2 separate regions of the Homo sapiens genome follow, and region 1 is linked to region 2. A link is a loop called in an ENCODE intact Hi-C map of the cell type or tissue named here. Cell type or tissue: heart right ventricle. All regions are shown on one strand. Region 1 overlaps ARMH3 (armadillo like helical domain containing 3). Region 2 overlaps ARMH3 (armadillo like helical domain containing 3).

Region 1 (5,000 bases), 72 kb after region 2:
TGGAACAGCAGGGAATGATGAGTAGGAGTGAGACTCTCCAGACTCTTGCTGCCTACCACACAACACCCCTCACTCTCAATCCTTTAAAAGCACAGGTACAGTAAAGAAACAGCAGGCAAGGAAAGTACAAGAGGCTGGCTTCACCCACATTCTGTTTCTAAAGCCTGAATCTTCCCCTCAAATAGTAAAAAAAAGCCTTGCCAGGCATGAAGGAGATAGGCATCTTCATTTATAAACTCTTTACCCCGGCCCCAACTTGAGTTCTCTGGGGTTTCATAATGAAAAGGCAAATGATAGGCAGCTGGCCCTTTTAATGGTGTCTGTTAAGTGATCAAGTATCTGTTGGACTGGGGGGACAAAAAGGCTCCAAGGGAGCCCATTCAGGATCACACAACCTGCTTAGCTCCTACCAGGAGCACAGGAATAATGGGGCTAGCTAAAATTCACATAAAAATGACTAACCCAAACTTCCCTCCTTAAAGAAGATCACCTTGCTGAGTGAGCTACGTGGGGGCTGCCCACCCCACCACCTAATCCCCAGAGTTTAGACAAGCCCTGTTAATGATATACTACCTGACAATCGGACTCTATAAAATCATAGAGGCGAGAGAAAGGGATGGGCAGCACGCTTGGCACTCTGCAAAACGTAATGGCTAGAGACAAAGCAGCTTTTGCACACATCCCATCAACAAGGGCTTTTGTCCCCAGGACACACAGCACAGAGATGCAGCCTCAGCAGTGGCTATGTGGTAATTAAAGGGCAGGAAACCTGGAGGAAAGGATGTGGGAGCAATGATTTATTGCTCCTCTGCTGGACTACAGCTAGTCTTGATCTCTGGGATTCAGAATCCAGGATGACAAAGTGAGAAATATTAGAGGAGGAAGAGAGCAACTCTGGCACGGGCAACCTGTGTCCCAACTGCCACAGGCATTAGCGGAGCCAGAGTATTGAAAGGGAGAGTCCAGTACCACAATACTCTGAGAGTCAGTGCCAGAGTGGCTTGCATTCTGCCCCTGAAAATGCAGGTCAGATATTCTGCTCCCCCAAGAACCAAGGTCTTCTCACTTGGAAGTAAGAATTCTCTACAGGGGCTGGGCGCAGTGGCTCACGCCTGTAATCCTAGCACTTTGGGAGGCTAAGGCAGGCAGATTGCCTGAGTTCAGGAGTTCGAGAACAGCCTGGGCAACACGGTGAAACCCTGTCTCTACTAAAATACAAAAAATTAGCTGGGCGTGGCGGTGTGCGCCTGTAGGCCCAGCTACTCGAGAGGCTGAGGCAGAAGAATTGCTTAAACCCGGGAGGCGGAGGCTGCAGTGAGCCGAGATCGCACCACTGCACTCCACCTTGGGCGACAGAGCAAGACTCCTTCTCCAAAAAAAAAAAGAACTATCTACAGGGAATTTAATAGGCAACTAAAATGAAGCCTCTGACATCACAGATGGTAATTCTTCTTCAAGAGAGAATGTCCCAAATATCCCATGAAATAGTGCTTTTCTCCATCATAATCTCCTTGACTTTGCACTCACTATATCAACTGTTCAGTGTCCTATACACCACTACACACAGATTCTAGCCTCTGACCTGATATGATGGGAGTTTTAAGTCTGTGAGGCTTTGACATAGCTGATTATAGATTTTTAGAGCTAGAAAATGCCTTAGGTCATTTAATCCGATTTCCTCATTTTTGGATAAGAAAACTCCATGCCCCATTCCACCCTCACCCCAAACTAGCTGGTGACTAAGCTGGGACTAGGACCTTGTCACCTGTTTAGTGTTCTTTCTACCATGCCATTAAGAAGATAAGCCAGGTACAGTGGCTCATGCCTGTAATCCCAGCACTTTGGGAGGCTGAGGCAGGCTGATCATGAGGTCAGGAGTTCGAGACCAGCCCGGCCAAGATGGTGAAACCCCGTCTCTACTAAAAAATACAAAAATTAGCCAGGCACGGTGGCGGGCACCTGTAATCCCAGCTACTCGTGAGGCTGAGGCAGGAGAATCGCTTGAACCTGGAAGGCGGAGTTTGCAGTGAGCCGAGATTGCACCACAGCACTCTAGCCTGGGCGACAGAGCAAAACTCCGTCTCAAAAAAAAAAAAAAAAAAAGAAGATTAAACAAATAAAGGTGCGAGATCAAGCTGAACGTGAAAGTGGGGTTACAGCTTACTATAAATGGTGTGCTTAGATCTGCTGACTATACTGTTATCAGCACTTCTCTAGACTCTGGTTTATAACTTTCTCCACCTGTTGGCTGCTCTACGTCATTTTCATGTATTTGGTCCCCATTTTCCCTTGGTCCTCAGCTACCTGTTAAAGTACAAGTATTTAATACCTCATTATCGCCTTCCTGTCACTCACTGGCAACACAAAAAGACTCCCAGAAGCTTTGCTCAGCACGAGCCACCTCAGCAGGCCTCTCTGCCAGCTCCTTGGCCTGCTCTCTGCTGTCTTATCTACATCTCAGCTCTCACCTCCACCTCTCTATCCCTTGTGGCTGCTTGCTCTCTCTTTTTTTTTTTAAGCACATAACTATCAACTAAAACTGTTCCTAATTCCCTCAGTCAGTGTTGCCTTCTTCAAAATTAGGTACTGCCAATGGAAGATGATTGGATATGGACATTAAAGGGAGCCAAGATCCCCTTTCTTTAGAAAAAATCAGAACCAAAACAAAAAAATATGGGTATAAACAATTAATAACCAGGTTTATTTATAAACTATTATGGACCGAGCTTTGCACAGGGTTTATGCCAAAAAAGACAGGTTTAGGCCAAAGAAGAAAATGCCCTGTGTCAGGAGCAGTTTCAAGGACAGCAGAGAACTGGCACTCAGGATCTCAGTGCCAACACAGAGCTCATGCTAACAGGCTCCTGACTCACCCCCTCTACATACACACACATTTTTAGAAAACTGCCCTTGATCCACTTGTCCACTTGATGTCATCTGGGCACATGACCAGCCAAATTGTTCCAAGGACACTCACAGAAGTAGCAGTACATACAGGGAAGAATTAAGATAACTAAAAAATAAGGGGATGATTGCATAAACATAGTACGGTTAATCAGTCATACATCTGTAAGACTTTGCAATCAAGTACAGTAAATGTTGCAGTCATGAAGATATGAGGGACAGGATGTACCATTTAATTTAATCCTTTGCCTTATCATGTTTCTCATTGTTAAATAATAGTTTCTAAAATGAAGTGGGGCAAAAGGGCTAATACAGGATTCTTCACCAAAGGCCTGACTCCTGGTCTGAGAGATTTCCAACGAAGCATGACCTTATGGTATAGAAACTTAACACTGTGTAAACAGCTTTGCCCATTAGGTGAGCAATGGCTGCTCACTCCCTCAAAAGAGAATGGCATAGCTTGTCGCAGAGAATATCCTTTTGGGTAAGGGCAAGCTTGGTAGTTGAGACTTTCCAAACCTGAAGAGATAATGCCCATGGGCCCATACTCCACATCCCTGGGAATGCGCTGTCCCAAAATACCAACGTGAAGAGACACATCACAGAGGAATGCATCATTTCCTCCAGAAGAATGACAACTACTACAAGTTAATAACTGTGTCCAGAAGCTCACACAGAGCATCTCAAACTTTCCTTTTTTTTTTTTTACCCTCTATCTGATACCTTAAAAAAAGACACTTAACTACAGAAATCACCTTCCTCAAACTACATTCACCTCTTTTCAAAGTAAGAAATACCATGGTCATAAATGGCAGGAAAGGTAACACTTATTAGGTGCTTGCTAGGTGCTAGATATTATGTAAAGCACTTAAATTATATTCTTCTCACTGAATCCTCTTAACTATCTGATGAAGTAGGTATTATTGTTCCCATTTTACAGATGAGCAAATCAAAATTCAGAAAGGTTAAATAAATTACCCAAAGCCAATATGCTGGTTGGAGCTAAACTGCATTAAGGACAAATCATGCTGGGGAGAAGAAGGTCTCTGAACTCCCACTGCTGAGGTCTATGAAACTGTATTGGATCCACCCAAACTTCAATTTGAAAAATATTTGTTGGGGATACAGGAGCTATCTAGGGCCAATATCTATATTTGCCACCAAAAACCATACTTTGATCACAATTCCACTGATTAGCCCCTCACATAACAAAGTGACCAAAGGAAAAATCCTATAAGCTCAGAGTACATGTCTTTTTTTCTTTTTTTTTTTTTTTTTGAGACAGAGCTCAACTCTGTCACCCAGACTGAAGTGCAGTGGCATGATCTTGTCCCACTGCAACCTCCACCTCCCGGGTTCAAGAGATTCTCCTGCCTTAGCCTCCCAAGTAGCTGGGATTACAGGAACCCATCACCATGCCCGGATAATTTTGCATTTTTTTTTTTTTTTTTGAAACAGAGTCTCACTCTGTTGCCGAGGCTGGAGTGCAGTGGCACGATCATGGCTCACTGCAACCTCCACCTCCCGGGTTCAAGCCATTCTCCTGCCTCAGCCTCCTGAGTAGCTGGGACTACAGGCACCTGCCACCACACCTGCCTAATTTTTTGTATTTTTTATTTCACTGTGTTAGCCAGGATGGCCTCCATCTCCTGACCTCGTGATCCGGTCGCCTTGGACTCGGCCTCCCAAAGTGCTGGGATTACAGGTGTGAGCCACCGTGCCCAGCCATTTTTGTATTTTTAGTAGAGACGGGGTTTCACCATGTTGGCCAGGCTGGTCTCGAACTCTTGACCTCAGGTGATCCACCCGCCTCAGCCCTACAAAGTGCTGACATTACAGGCATGAGCCACTGTGCCTGGCCTATTTACTTATTTGTTTTTATTTTTTATTTATTTATTTTTGTTTTTGAGATGGAGTTTTGCTCTTGTTGCCCAGGGTGGAGTGCAACGGCACGATCTCGGCTCTCCGCGACCTCTGTCTCTTGGGTTCAAGCGATTCTCCTGCCTCAGCCTCCCGAGTAGCTGGGATTACAGGCATGGGCCACTGCACTTGGCTGTCTCCTGGTAGTAGTTTTAAAAGGTCAACTTAAAATAAGG
Region 2 (5,000 bases):
AAGGGAGAGAAGTGCTCCAACACATGCTGGAGATTAACAAGGCAGTCAAATACCTCTAATCTGATAGTGCTGAGAATAAACCAAGTGTACTGTAATGCTGTCATTTAGCACCCTTCAAAATCAGTTAGAGAAGAGAAGCAACAACTATTTTGAGGGTGGCTCTCAAGAAGGTCCCAGAATAGTATCACCCTCCTCCAAACCCCCAAGTGAAAAGGACTATTAAAAGAGGTAATGAGTACACAAAGACTCCATGAGAGCAATGACTAAGATTATTCACCACTGATCCCCACTTACCTTAGCACCACAACTTATATTATAGAAGGTATACAATAATAATGATAATTATTATTATTACTATTATTTTGAGACAGGGTCTCATTGTCACCCAGGCTGGAGTGCAGTGGCATGATCACAGCTTACTGCAGCTTCAACCTCCCTGGGTTCACCTCAGCTCCCACCTCAGCCTCCCAAGTTGCTGGGACTACAGGTGCACACCACCACGTCTGGCTAATTTTTCTTTCTCTCTCTCTCTCTTTTTTTTTTTTTTTTTTTTTTTGTAGAGACAGCTTCACCATGTGGTACAGGGTGGTCTTGAATTCCTGGGCTCAAGCAATCTGCCCACCTCAGCCTCCCAAAGTGCTGGGATTACAAGTGTGAGCCACCGCACCCAGCAGGTATACAATTACATATTGACCAAGTAAATCAATCTTGCTATCCTTTCCCCATTCTCCTATGAAATCCCTCTCCATTGAAATCGCTTCGTCTCTGGCCTGCGCACTCTTTTTGAGAGGCACTTTCATCATTTCATTTAACTTTGAAAGAAGTTGGAGGAGGCTGAGGACACGTGCTTGCTAATCATCCTTTCACAGATTGCCTTGTGTGCCAGAAAGGATTTTTATTATTGGTCTGTGGCAGCTACTGCTGGAGAAAGATTTCAGCTTGACCTTCCCAAGCTGCTGGGGGATGAATACTGCACGTGGCTGACAGAGTAAATGTCTCCTTTTTTTTTTTTTTAAAAAAAAAAAAAAGCTTTTAGACTAACCAGAGCTCACTGTGGTAGGAAAGTCACCCCTTCTCTTACTGCATAAAACTCAAGATGTTGAATTATTTTGCATAAAAATGATATAGTAAAATTAATGTGAACTAGTCCAACAAGAAAATGGTAGCATCACAAAGCACCTCACAGACAGCACAGCATCAAAGAACAGGATTCAGGATAGCTCCACAGGCAGAGAGGAAAAAAGGAAATGAAGGCCATTTATAAAAGCAGTTTTAAATGTGAGGATGGATTCTCACAGCTGGGCTCACAAAAGAGAACAAATATGTCAAAGGGAACAACTGACAGACTAATAGAGTCCTATCCATCTGGCTGAGAAAAGAGCCACTGGTGGGAATACTGAGAAGCTTGTCTATTAGGAAAAAGGCTTGCTTGGTGCTTCACTGGGAGAACTGAATAGCTTTGAGGAACACTGAAACACATGGTCAAATCATAGCTGGCTGGCTGGCTCTGCCAGCAAGAAGCTCAAACAAGGGTTACAAAGATGCACTGGCAAAAAAGGAAGAACAGGGCACATATGGTCTTCCTACTGGCTTGGGGTCTATACCCTGGCCCCTCCAATTTGGGAGTAGGATGAAAAGGAAAGGGAACCATGTGAATAGGATGTCTTATTTAGTGCTTTTTAAAAAAGGACTCAAGAGTTTCATTTTGACACATCAAGTTCAATCCCATGCCACGCTAACGCCTCATCTGTACTTTTATATAATGCAGAGCTGAGTGCAGGCACTCTGGGAGAAGGGGAAATCAGGCCAGATTTAAAGAAAACAAAGACACAAGGCTATCTGCATCTCTAACTCAGTCCATACCACAGAAAAACCTCCTCAAAAATAATTGCTCAAGGCAAAGAGAACTCAATTACTAAGGAAAATCTGTCCCAATGAGGGCTCATGTTTTAACGAGCCAAATAGCTTCAAATTAAGCTGAACTCAGGGTTTTTCTAATTGGCAGTTTCATCCATTTCTAAGTTCTCATTTCTTATTTTCAAAAATCAAAATGACTCTCTGCCTAAAATTTTAAAAAAAGAAATGCCTTATCACACTCTAAAACAAATAATTCACCAGATTTTCACCTACATATCTTCTATATAATTAACAAACCCTTCAGATGGCACAAACGCAGACAGCATCACTCTGTATTAAAAGTACTATCAACCAACCCCACACTAATTCCTCTCAGCAGCCTGGCCCTGGTCACTACCACAAAAGCTCAGTCACAGAATCCCCCTGCCATCAGAGAGAAGGCAACTGCTTGATCCTAGCCACCAACTAGGTCATCTGGGGAAAGTAGTGGCTTACCTGCTCCTCTGACAGTTGGGATATGTGATTCACAGCAGCGTAGGACTCAATTTTGGGGTTAAAGTGGTTGATGATGGCTCTGAAACAAAGAATTCGTATTAATATGGTGCCAGATAGAAGAGGTGGATACATCTGTTAAAAAATAAGGATCAAGTACCCTCTGGTTTAGAGTACTAGAGCATGGGACCGATTGTGACTGGGTAACTTCCTCTTATTGAACATGAGGTAGTCACAAATGGGGGTGAATTGATAACTCTGAAGTGGGAAGGATTTACTATTAGACAGAAAATAGAATCAAGCATCTCTGCTCTGCAAATGAACTAACGGAAAAAACCCAAAGCCAAACAAAAATATTGAGTCCTTCAGATGAGAAAGGGAACCCAGAGGGCTGTCCACTAGGGGGCCCTGGTGCTTCAATCAGAAAGAAAAGCTGTCTTGTCTGACTTGGGAGAACAGGGCACTCAGTAAAGCTGGGCCAACAACATATAGGCTAAATAGAAGCAATCTTCATACTTGTTAGTAAATAGTTTCAAACCAAAATTTTATATCCGGCCATTCAACCCAAAAGCTGAGTGTCATTTTAAAACACTCCCTTCTCCATCACTTAGTCACATCCAAAATTACCTAGTCTTATCAAATCTACCTCTTAAAAATCTCTGAAATCTGAAATAAATTTCCCTGAAACCAGTGCCTTGGTATAGGTCTTTGTCATTTCTTGCCTGGTGTAGCAAAAAGAACACAGGTTTTAGATCAGGGTTTTACATGAGTCCATATGAATATAAATGATTCATAGAGAGAGACAAATCTCTTTTTTTCATATATATATATATATTTATTTATATTTATATTTTAGACAGGGTGTCACTCTGTTACCAAGTCTGGAATGCAGTGGCACAATCATGGCTCACTGCATCCTTAACCTCCCAGGCTCAAGCGATCCTCCCACCTAAGCCTCCCTAGCAGCTGGGACTACAGGCATGTGCCAGCATGCCCGGCTAATTATTTTTGTATTTTGTTGGTAGAAACACGGTTTTGCCATGTCGCCCAGGCTCAAGCCTGGGCTCAAGCAATCCACAGGTCTCCACCTCCCAAAGTGCTGGGATTATAGACATGAGCCACAGCGGCTGGCCAACAAATCTTTCTCATAGAACAATTTCAAATAATATATGTAGATACTTCTCCCTATAGGAAATGAAGTTTATTTCTCATTCCTGAGGGTGGGCTAGATTTAGTGATTTATTGCCAAAGACTAGAGTAGCAAATGGGAAACACAGTAACTTTATAGCAAAGAAGCCTGGTAAACACTACCTTAACCAAATGATGAAGCTGTAGATTGCCAGTGATATCATGTAGATACCATGTAACCCTTGGTATGATCTGATGAGAAGGGCACTTAATATCTCAATCTAATCACAAGAAAAATATCAGACAGGGGACATTCTACAGGATACCTGACTGGTATTTTTTTTTTTTTTTTTTTTGAGACAGGGTCTCACTTTGTCATCCAGGCTGGAGTGCAGTGGCACAAACATGGCTCACTACAGCCTCCATCTCCTTGGCTCAAGCAATCCTCCCACTTCAGCCTCCCAAGTAGCTGGGACTACAGGCATGTGCCACCATGTCTGGCTAATTTTTGTATTTTTTGTAGAGATGGGGTTTTGCCAGATTGCCCAGGCTGGTCTCAAACTCCTGAGCTCAGGCAGTCCTCCCTCCTCACCTCCTAAAATGCTGGGATTACAGGCATGAGCCATTGCTCCTGACGCTGACTGGTAGTTTCTTTCTTTCTTCCTTTTTTTTTTTTGAGACGGAGTTTTGCTCTTGTTGCCCAGGCTGGAGTGCAATGGTGCGATCTCAGCTCCCTGCAACCTCCACCTTCCGGGTTTAAGCAATTCTTCTGCCTCAGCTTCCCAAGAAGCTGGGATTACAGGCCCCCGCCACCATGACCAGCTAATTTTGTATTTTTAATAGAGATGGGGTTTCACCACATTGGCCAAGCTGTTCTCAAACTCCTGACCTTTCAGGTGATCCACTCACCTTGGTCTCCCAAAGTATTGGGATTACAGGTGTGAGCCACCGTGCCCAGCCAGTACTTTCTTAAGACTCTAAAAGTCATGAAAAACAAGAGTTGAGAAATTGTCACAAATCACTGGGGAGATATGACAATTAAATGCATATCCTGGAATGGACCCTGGCACAGCAAGAGGACATTAATGGAAAAACTGGTAAAATCTAATTAAAATACGGAATTTAGTTAATAATAATGCCAGTTACTTAGTGTTGATACATGTACCTTGGTGACATAAAATGACGGAAATTAGGCTGAGGGTATCCAGGAACTCTGTGGATTATCTTTTTACTTTTTCTATAAATCTAAAATTATTCCAAAACAGAAAGTTTATTAAAATGGGTAGTGTGGGCTAGGCGTGGTGGCTCACGCATGTAATTCCAGCACTTTGAGAGGCTAAGGTGAGCGGATCACTTGAGCCCAGGAGTTCAAGATCAGCCTGGGTAACATGGTGAAACCCTGTCTCTACAAAAAATACAAAAAAATTTAGCCAGGTGTGGTGGCACACACTTGTGGTCCCAGCTACTTGGGAGGCTGAGGTGGGAGGATCACTTAAGCCTGGGAGACAGAGGTTTCAGTGAGC

What was found. Peaks named below come from ENCODE experiments on the same cell type or tissue, not always from the same donor. Only the 100,000 strongest peaks of a DNase experiment are listed, where the experiment ranks them.
Region 1: it touches region 2 in a loop (2.9-fold over the local background); 20 of 110 quality-filtered maps call a loop at or near these places.

What each region holds. Positions count from the first base shown.
Region 1 is chr10:101,958,806-101,963,805 of GRCh38, forward strand. All of the region lies in intron 20 of ARMH3 (armadillo like helical domain containing 3), which reads right to left. Among named protein-coding and RNA genes, the nearest start is that of ARMH3, 95 kb to the right of the region's middle. In heart right ventricle, no CTCF peak of the experiment used is centred here; a DNase peak (open chromatin) is centred at 2,906; H3K27ac peaks cover 4,794 bases.
Region 2 is chr10:101,887,060-101,892,059 of GRCh38, forward strand. It overlaps ARMH3 (armadillo like helical domain containing 3), which reads right to left. Exons shown (of 26, transcript NM_024541.3): 24 at 2,353-2,431. Among named protein-coding and RNA genes, the nearest start is that of KCNIP2, 46 kb to the left of the region's middle. In heart right ventricle, CTCF peaks have their summits at 2,744 (motif pointing right) and 2,962; a DNase peak (open chromatin) is centred at 2,752; H3K27ac peaks cover 1,822 bases.